2 separate regions of the Homo sapiens genome follow, and region 1 is linked to region 2. Evidence: chromatin contacts called from ENCODE Hi-C data. All regions are on one chromosome and are shown on one strand. The core of a region is the stretch at or near the end of the contact, and the rest is flanking DNA. Distances in the headings are between cores, read along the strand shown.

The links. A loop is a pair of places that touch in the nucleus more often than their neighbours do. Pooled maps may share reads with other maps.
Region 1: a map of CD4-positive, alpha-beta T cell shows a loop between it and region 2 (5-fold over the local background). The contact joins the promoter of PRDM11 here to the promoter of ALKBH3 in region 2. A Hi-C loop is called at or near these places in 2 of 168 maps with a recorded cell type or tissue (CD4-positive, alpha-beta T cell and naive thymus-derived CD4-positive, alpha-beta T cell) and 8 of 50 pooled maps.

The regions. Positions count from the first base shown.
Region 1 is chr11:45,144,745-45,149,166 of GRCh38, reverse strand. It overlaps PRDM11 (PR/SET domain 11), which reads right to left and starts at 2,528. Exons shown (of 8, transcript NM_001384648.1): 1 at 2,290-2,528. LOC105376652 (a long non-coding RNA gene) reads left to right here and starts at 2,384. Exons shown (of 6, transcript XR_931241.3): 1 at 2,384-4,113. RefSeq lists silencers at 1,778-1,967, 2,048-2,127.
Region 2 is chr11:43,878,037-43,882,876 of GRCh38, reverse strand. ALKBH3 (alkB homolog 3, alpha-ketoglutarate dependent dioxygenase) reads right to left here and starts at 2,046. Exons shown (of 10, transcript NM_139178.4): 1 at 1,698-2,046; 2 at 146-294. The coding sequence starts at 224. It overlaps LOC105376644 (a long non-coding RNA gene), which reads left to right and starts at 2,140. Exons shown (of 3, transcript XR_001748200.2): 1 at 2,140-2,195; 2 at 4,801-4,840. RefSeq lists an enhancer at 2,061-2,260.

The DNA of each region.
Region 1 (4,422 bases), core at 1,279-3,778, 1.3 Mb before region 2:
ATTAGGAGGCTCTTGCTGTTGTCCTGGGGAGAGACAGCGATGGCTTGACTACAACACTGGGGAAGAGGGGATGGAGAGAAGTGGATGGGTTCATTTGAGAGGATAAAGTTATCTGGGTCTGGAGATGGAGTAGATTGGGGTGACAGAGACAGAGACACCAAGGCTTCTGCCTTAAAGAGTAGTGGGACAGTGTGCTCTTGGCCAAGATCAGAGCCCTAGAAGAGGTTTAGAGAGGAAGATTATGGACACCTTTGGCCACTGTGGGTTTGTCATGCCTATGAGACAGCCAAGAGAGCAGGCCAAGAAGGCAGCTGAATCCACAGGCAGGACTCCCGACTCCTACCCCAGTGTTCTTTACTTTATACTTGCCAACAACCTGGAACCAGGGAAACTCCCTGTAAGTCCAGGAGAGGGCAGATCCAAATAGGAGAAATCCTACTTGACACCAAGGAGAAGAAATTGATGGAACACATCAACCCAAGAAGTCTAGACGACAGAACTGTAACTCAGGTCAAATGAGTCCATAAGTGCAGAGGTGATGGCTATCATGACCAATCTAGGACTCCTAGGACAACTGAGGGGAGTCCCTCATCTTTGTGAACGTCACCAGGGAAGGAAACGAGACCCTGCCACCAGCTGTTCCTTGGGGCCCTGTCAGTTTGAGACTGGATGGACCACGGTGGGGTCTGTGGGGGCAATTCTGATATTCCCAGGTCAGTACCTTCTGCCGTGATTCTGGGGGAGAACACTTCTTAAACAGTATGCCAGGCCCTGGAACAGGCATTTCATCTTTGCTATCTCATTTAATTTCACAACTTCCTTGCCGGGCAGGTTTTGTTGGACTCAGGGATGGAGACACAAGGCTCAGAGAGGCCAAAGACAACGATGTGAAGTCCAAAGTCAGACAGTGACTATGAGGAGGAGGTAGAATTCAAAGAGAGAAAGCCTTTCCATTAAACTGAATACAGCAAGAGGTCTGGGCTCTATTCCCAGAAGGGAAGGTTTCTACACGTGCCCTATAGAACTCTGCTTGTCCACCTTTCAGAGAGTCGGCGGGCAAAGACTGTGCCCTGCTCCCCAACTACGACCCTACACCTCCAACAATGACCCTAGGAAAGCCCGAACCTTCCTCCCTCCCAAGAGGAAATGTGGGCAAGGACCAGCTTGGTTGCTACAGGCATCATGCTCCACAGAAAATTCTTCTGTCCCCAAACCCCCAAAGTTTATAGGGTTTCCAGGTACCAAGAGCAATCTCTCATCATTGCCTCCTGGCCCCACGCACAAAGGGCTGGGTGTGTTTCCTTACAGCCACTCTAAATTATACAGCACAGCCTTTCTCCACACGAAGCAAACGTCTAGGAAAGAGGAGACGTTTCACATTTTTCTCCCCTAAATCCCAGCCCAGCCTGGGGGGTTCTAAGCCCCCATCTCCCAACTGGGCTCTAGACACACACCAGCAATTTTTCACCAGCATCGCCCAAGACATTGGTATTCTCTTTGCAGCGACTCGCCTAGAGCACGCTGGCCTTGACCGGAGAGAGGTCATTGGCCGCTAAGTTTCTGCAGTTTCTGCATAGGAGAGTACCTTGGGGACTGCGAGTGGGGGGTGGAGGCTACGCTCCGGAGAGGTTTCCCGAAGAGTCTACACCGCAACTGACACTTAAAACGCATTCCAGAAATGCCCTCCGGCTCGGCCACGCTTCGCGGGCAATCGCGAACCGCGATGGAGAAGGCTTCGTCGCATCCCAAAGGACGCCTCCCACCTTCATCCCCGAGCACCCCGCAGCAGCCCCCGGCGCGGGGCCGAGGGCGTCCGCGAGAACTAGGCCGGCGGCCGCGGCGAGCCCTCTGGCGTCGGCGTCCGCGCCCCGCCCCGTCCGTGTCACCGCGTTCTCATTCCGAGCGCTCGGCCCGGGCCGCCACTCCCATTGGTCGGCGGCCACGTCCGTCAGCGGGCGCGCCGCTTGCGGAGAGAAAAGGCTACATTGTAACAAGGCGAGGAGCGAGCGAGCTGGGAGGAAGGAGGCGGAGGGCGGCCCCCGGCTCCCGCGGCGGCGGCAGCTACCTGCCGAGGGTTCACCCACCTCGCGGCCACGGCGGGCCGCCCCCCACCCCGCGCCGGCGCCGTCCGGACCCCCGCCCCGCGCCCGCGCCGAGACCCCCGGCCGCCCCCGCCCCCAGCCGCCGCTCCCGGCCCCCGCACCGGCGGCCCCCGCGCTCGCTGGCAAACTGCCGAGCGCTCTCCGAAGCCATTTTCAATGGCCACATTGGCTACCGGGGCTGACTCACCTTCCCGGGAATGCTGCGGCAGCCGCGGGGCCCGGGCGGCGAGAGCGGCCCGGCGGGCGGCTCGGCGGAGGCGGCGCGGCCTCGGCTGGCGGCCCCCGCGGAGGGAGCGGCCGCGCTGCGGGCGCGCTGGTCCCCGGCGAGGCAAAGTTTCAGCGCCAGCCTCGGCGCGGCGGCGGCGGCGACTCGCTGCTGCTCTCCTCCCCTGCTTTGACCACCATCTTATTAGTACAGGAAATGACATGGAAAACGGAAGAAAGCGGCGTTTGGGGCAGACGCGGACCCCCCAATTCAGGGGCCGGAGCCGGGACTCACCAGCCGCGTCCCGACCCGGCCCCGGAGAAAACTCCCGGGGCCCCTTAGGCCCGCGCCCTGCCCGGAGGGGGGAACCCGGCTCTCCAAACCCAAAGGGAGAGGGAGCGTTTTATAATCCAGCCCGTGGAGAAATCGAGAAAAAAATAGATGAAAAAAAGAAAAGGTTAAGAGAGAACTTTCGAACTGGGATACTTTTTTGGGGTCAGAAGTAAAAGTTCTCAAATTTTAATAAAGTCATTGTGAGGGGGGCTCCCTGGCTCTCCCGGTCGCGTGGCTGTCCATTTGGAACCAAATAGTCGGGGGGAGTCGACGCGTTTGGATTTTTAACCCTTTCAGGGCTCCGCGGCTGGCCCCCTCCCGGTCCCATTTAACCCTTTGAATGCTCAGCAGTTTGGAGATACAAACTGAAGTTGCGAGACGCAGGCGTCCCGCGAAGGCTGAGGGTGAGGGGCTTGGGGTTCGTTAAAAATATTAACTCTTTATGTGGGGTTGCGGTTTTGTAGTCACGAATCGCACATGTTCTTCAAGTCAAAATATGTTACAGAGGGAGAGAGATTCTGAGAACTGGAGGGGCTGGTCCCTGGCTGGCTTGGAAAAGATGTTTAAGCGGCATTCACTTGCTCGATTCCTCAGTTTCTCCATCTGTGAAATGGGATTCGACATCACAGAGAGGGGGTGAAGAGGGAAAGACTGGGCCGGGGGTGGAATTGTCACAGAGTGCTTGAGTGCTTGACATGCTTTCCTGAGCGCCTGGAAAACTGACAGGTTGCGATGGGGCTGGAAGCCTTGGAGGAGGGCAAGGGACACTGCAGGGTGGCGTAACCAGGACAACCATTCCCCAATCAACCCCTTTCTCGTGGCGTCCTCTACAAGTCCTGTGGCCCAATGGCGACGTCTCTCCTACCAAGGGAGGATGCTCTGTGCAAGCTCCAAAATTGGGGCAGTAAACCCCAGTTGGTGATTCCCAGGAAGGCACCTGGGCGAGGCGCTGTCCAGTGCTTTCCCCAAACATCCACGAAGCCCTGCAAGAGTTGCCCAGACGGCCCCCAGAGGGTACTACCCCAGGGAAGCCTCCTCCCAAGGCGGAAGGAGTTCCGTGTCAACCTTGCTGCTGGCGATCCGCAGATGGGCGTTCATGGTCAGATGGGCGTTCATGGTCAGATGGGGGTGCTCATGGCTTTTGGAATCTGGATGTGGAGCTGGAGGCGGTGGGGGTGATGAGGGAGGGAGCACTGTGGGTACCACATCATTTGTTTCCCTTGACTCTGGCGTCACAAACACAGCTTCTTGGAATCTCATGCCTGTTACTGGCTGTGTGATCTGGAGCAACTGGCTTCACCTCTCTGAGCCTTTATTTCCCACATCTGCAAAGTGGTGCACAGTAATACCCACGTTCCTGGCTCTGTGTAAGGAGCCATGAGAGTGTATTTAAAGGGCCCAGCACCCAGCTGCTCTCAGTAGATGCTCAAGAGACAGTAACAACCCTATCGTTATATGAGGTTCAATGCAACTGTAAGTTTCCTGAGTATTTCTCTGCTTGGTGCCAGGCAGAGTGTCGGGTACTGGGGGACGGGGGTTGGGGGAGGGGTTCCACGATTAGAATGACAAGATCCTTCAGGCAGGTCTTGGTCTGCCCAAGAGATGAAGGCACTCGCAGATAACTTCAATTAATTCAGAACTGAATGCACCTCCAGTTGCACTGAGCATGGTTTTGGATGCCAAGTGCCCGGCCGAGAAAAGAGCACTGAGGAAGGAGCCATTTGTTGTTCCTTTTGAGGAGAAAGATTCACCAAGGAAGTAATGTCAGAGGTAGGCCTGGAA
Region 2 (4,840 bases), core at 797-3,296:
AAATCGGACAAAATATCAGCCACATTTTAAACAATTCCTTGACGTCAATTGAAATGGAAGTCCATTATAAACCAAAAGGATATAAATAAAAGAGAATGAGAGTTGTCCATATCCACACACACACAAAATCCCTACAGATTCTTGCCTGGCTGAGCAATGGCCTGGCTTTTAACAGGGGCAGCCCAGGCTCCCTGAACTCGGGCTCGCCGTCTTTTTTCCTCCATGTTGACCAAAAAGGCTTCTGCTCCGAGCTTTCAGAAGATTTTGTTCCTGTTTCAAACTACTCCATGGTATCTGTTTATTAAAACAAAACAAAACAGTGCTTTTAGTTAGGATTGTGAACAATTACTCCTAAGGCATAATTAATTTCAGGCAGAAGACTCTCAATGGCAATAGAGCTTCCATGTAAAATCAGTTTATGTCATCACAACATTTCATTCAAGAAGCCTAGTCATTTGGGGCTGCTGGCTTTAGCATTCACCTTTTGTAATCTTACCATAGTACTTTTGTTTCTTTCACAAGAAAGTGCATTTTAAGAAATTCTAAAATTAGGACCTATTATAAACCACATTCCTCTTAATAGTCCCCAAGAGTAGAATATAAGGAAACTGTACTATTCCCATTTTCACCTACATGGACATTGAGAAATCGGCTAAGACTGTTTCCAAGCATATATTCCATTATCACTGGCTGCATCAAACTTCCCTGGAAGTTTGTTCAAAATACCTATGGCCCACCTTCAGAAAATCTGATTTAGGATGGATACAGGTATTTGTCTTTATAACAAGCAGTGTAAGATTTGACACAATGCAGGTATGTATGTGGACGGTAAAGTTCAATGATGCACCCAAAGCCACTCAGGAAATCAACAACAGACAGATTAACATTCAACTTATATTAAACTCCTGTCTCCAGCTAACGGATAAATCCACCTCATAATGGCTAATAATACTAATTTGACAGTTGTACCAGTAAAAGCTTAGCCTACAGCAAATGCAGAAGCACGTACAGCTACCAAAACAACAAGGAAATTCAAGCCACATGTTCCACATCTGTAATCTATTTCTTTATGCTTCTACCTAAGAAAGCTTCACACCTCAAGTTCTCAAAGGTAAAAGCTCGTTTTATATTAATAGCTTGCTTAGACTATAGATTCCCAGGTCCCATCTCCCACCTCTTCTGATTCAGTAGAGCTGAGCCAGGCCCAGGAATCTGTGTGTTTAACAAGTTCCCCCAGATGATAAGCATGTAATTCATTTCATTTAATAGGTGGAGAGACGCAGAGGCTGCCATCTGCCCAGAAGAGTTAATGACAATCAAATACCAATTCTCCAATCCCAGGAGCTCCCGTTTGACATGTTCTCTCAATTGAGGCCCTAAAAGCGTAACACAATTACCTACAGTCCCCGCAGAGGATACGACTTGCTCACCTTCTTGCTCCATTCACTGGGGAGCCATATGTTATTTGCCAGGGAACAATTGTTGAAAATAGATTCCAGAGCCCCATCCCAGATCTACTCAATTTGTAGAGTCCCAGAATTTGTTAACTAACGCCACCCTCAACCCAGGAATTCTTAATGCACATAAAGCTTGAGAACCAGTGCTGTAAAATACAAGGACTCTGGCGCCAGCCAGAACTCGCTTTGAATCCAGATCTGTCACTTCCCAGCTGCATGGCCCATGGCAAATGACTTCACCTTTCTGAGCCCCAGTTTTTCCTCAGTAAACAGGGCAGTCACTTTCCGCACGGTTGAGGTGCAGACTAAGCGAGCTCCGCAGGTGGAAGAGCTTGGTCGTGGATAAGGGCACTTCCTTTTCCTAATTTAGATCCTTCTCTTTAAGGAGGCCTAGAATGAGGCCCCGGAGGTCGCCCAGGAAGAGACTTCAGGGGTGGTACTCGCACCCCCAGCCCCGCGCACCCAGCAGTAAGTCAGGAAGGCGCACTTGCGGGCGGAGCCGGGCGCGCCCGTGCAAACCCGGTAGGACTTGGGGCAGCCCTCGCAGCCCCTGACCCACTCCGCAGTCTGTGATCGGAACCTTAAGAGTGAAGCACCGACTCCAGCAACTCCCAATCACAGGCCGCGGCATCAGGCACTTCCTCTCGACGTTACGCAGCGCCGCCACTACTTCCGGTGCGCAGTCCTCAGTCCGGGTAGTCCCACATCCCCCGCGCCTGGAGGGCCTAATCACCGAAGGTGCTGATGAGGGGATATGTGTTGCAGCGGACAGGGATTGAGAGTGCAGGGGAGCGGTGTGAAGGGGTCGGGGTTTGGCAAAGGTGGAAGTGAAGGCGTGTCTCCTACGTGAGTTCCTCGAAACTGGAGATGTCCAAGCATCGGCATCTTTGTGGCAGAAAGAGTGACCGGGTCCCTGTGGGACTAGATAAAGGGAGAGGAGTTTGGGGGACCTGGTTATAATGTGTTAGGCAAAAGGATTTGCATTTTATCCTAAAAACCACGGAGAGCCTGAAATGAGCCTCCTTTGTGTTCCTATTGCAGCCTGTGCACACCTCCGAACACAGCATTTACAGCAGGGCGTAGGACCACGCCTTAATTCACCTTGGCTCTCTCCAGTGCTAAGCAAATTTGCTTGAGTGAACAGACCTACATTTTGGCCCAGACACCACCACTTACTAGTTGTATAATCTAGGGCAAGTACTCTGCCTCTTTTTAAAATGGGTATCGCTCTTTTTGGGAGGATTAAGTGAGATAATGCATTTAAAGAATATAGCACAATGCCTGGAACACAACAAAAACTCAAAAAATGAAAAAGAGCTCACCCCATTTGAGCTCATGAGAAACATCTTTAAAATGGTCATGTTAAACCATGTACTTTACAGTATGAAAATAGCAAAAGTAGCACTGAATTGACTGTTTTATGCAAGTCATTCTCTAAGATCCGCCAAAGTATAGTCACTGTGGAAATCTTTAAAATAAGCCTGATATGAGTGTTTACCTTCAGGAAGCTCATTATAGGTACACCTCATCAATGTGTACCTATATTGTTGCTACTATCAAATCCATTTTCACAGCACTCATTATTATTTGTTATACTTTGTGACACTGAAGGAAAAAAATGATTTATCCTAGACCTGAAAGGAGAGAAAATGCTAAGGCCACACTACAGTTTTTTTCCCCCATCAACTAATTTGTCAATGTCTGCTTCTGGCTCAGGAACTTTGGCTGTATCTTCTAAAATATGTTATTTCTTTCTTTTCAATGATTATAGTTTTGGAACAGGAACAAAGAAGTCTGGATTGAGGAGTTCCTAAAAGTAGTGATTGACACCTCTTCAGCCTCTACGTAGTGTATTTCTCAAAGATCAATCCATGATTTACTTGCATCTGAAATTACTGCTTTTTTTTTGTTTAACAGAATCACCTGCGTTTTTAACAAGCACCCAAGTGATTCTGGTGCACAAAAATTTTGAAAACCTCTAGGACATATGTAGGATGACAAATTGTTCTGGTTTGTATGGGCCTGAGGAGTTTCCCAAGACACAGGACTTTAAGTGCTAAAGCCAGGACAGTCCTGGGCAAACTGAGATGGTTGGTTACCCTAGACGATGCGAGTATATAGTATTAGATGTTCTTAATGGTCTTGGCATCCTCATTAGGGTCTTGACTTTCTTATTTCTATTTGAAGTGTTTGAGTTTTTATCAGGAGGTGGTGGTAGAGACCATGGGAGAAGGAATGAAGGCGAAGTGTGTTGCCAATTATCAACCTATTGAGTCTCCATTCCAAACCCACCCTTCACTACCCTGTTTGCAATATTGGAAGGTTTCTCCCTTGCCTTTTGGTTCAATGGACAGTGAGCTTCATCAGTGGAGGGTACTGGAGGAACTTTAGAGGAGGAAGGGGCTCTTTTTTCTGGTTCCAGTGTGCTCCTCTCAGCTGGCTCTTTAGTGCACAGTGGCCCACAGTGTTTGACTACTCCCTGTGGGCTGAATTACCAGGTTAGTTTCTCTTCTGAAAGTTAAGGCATCAATTGGGAAGGAATGGAATCCCAAAATTTGAAATAAGCACTCTGCTTAGACCCAGATAACTGACAGTCTTGAACACCCATGGCACCCTGAGCCTTCCTTGGCAGTGGAAGTAGCTTGTCCTCCTAAGTCTGAGGAGACTAGTCATTCTTTGCTTGAAGACACTGCTAAGCCCTCAGCTGGGGCAGATGACTTCAAAAGGGAAGCTCATTCTCTACAAGACCCAGCAGAATTTACTTCCCCTTCTTCTGCCTCATTGCCACTAGACCCTAACTAGGTTCAAACCTCATTAATGCTCCAGGTAGGCTGCTACACACTATGATCTAGGATAAAACAGCTTGCACGCTGAAAGAACTATACTAATTACACGTACTTTGCTAATGTATGGAATGTGTGGAAGTGGATTCTAACTGTTTTAAACTAAGGAGGGCAGTATATAGTACTATATCAGGCCAATTATATGGAGGCATTTACTAGAGTGCATTTACAGACATTGTGTTGACTCATGCAACTGGAAATGACTCTAACAGCTTATTTGGTGGATTTATTGAAGATTTAACTCAACAGTAGTCTATGGTTAATCCTACTGAGATGCCAAGGCACGATGTAGAGGCGGGAACCCAAAGACTGAGAAGGGTAGAAATGTTGGACTGAATTTATCAAATGTGACCCTGACCCACGTGCAATAGACACAAACACAAAAACTATATCCTACAACAAGATCCAGAAGATGCTCCTTTTTCTAAAGCATTGAGAAATACTTTAGACAAGGGAGCACTTGCATCCTTGGAAAGCTCTGTGGTTGCTCTCCTTTGCAGGCCAGGTGTGATCATGGAAGATGCCACCATTGAGTTGGGT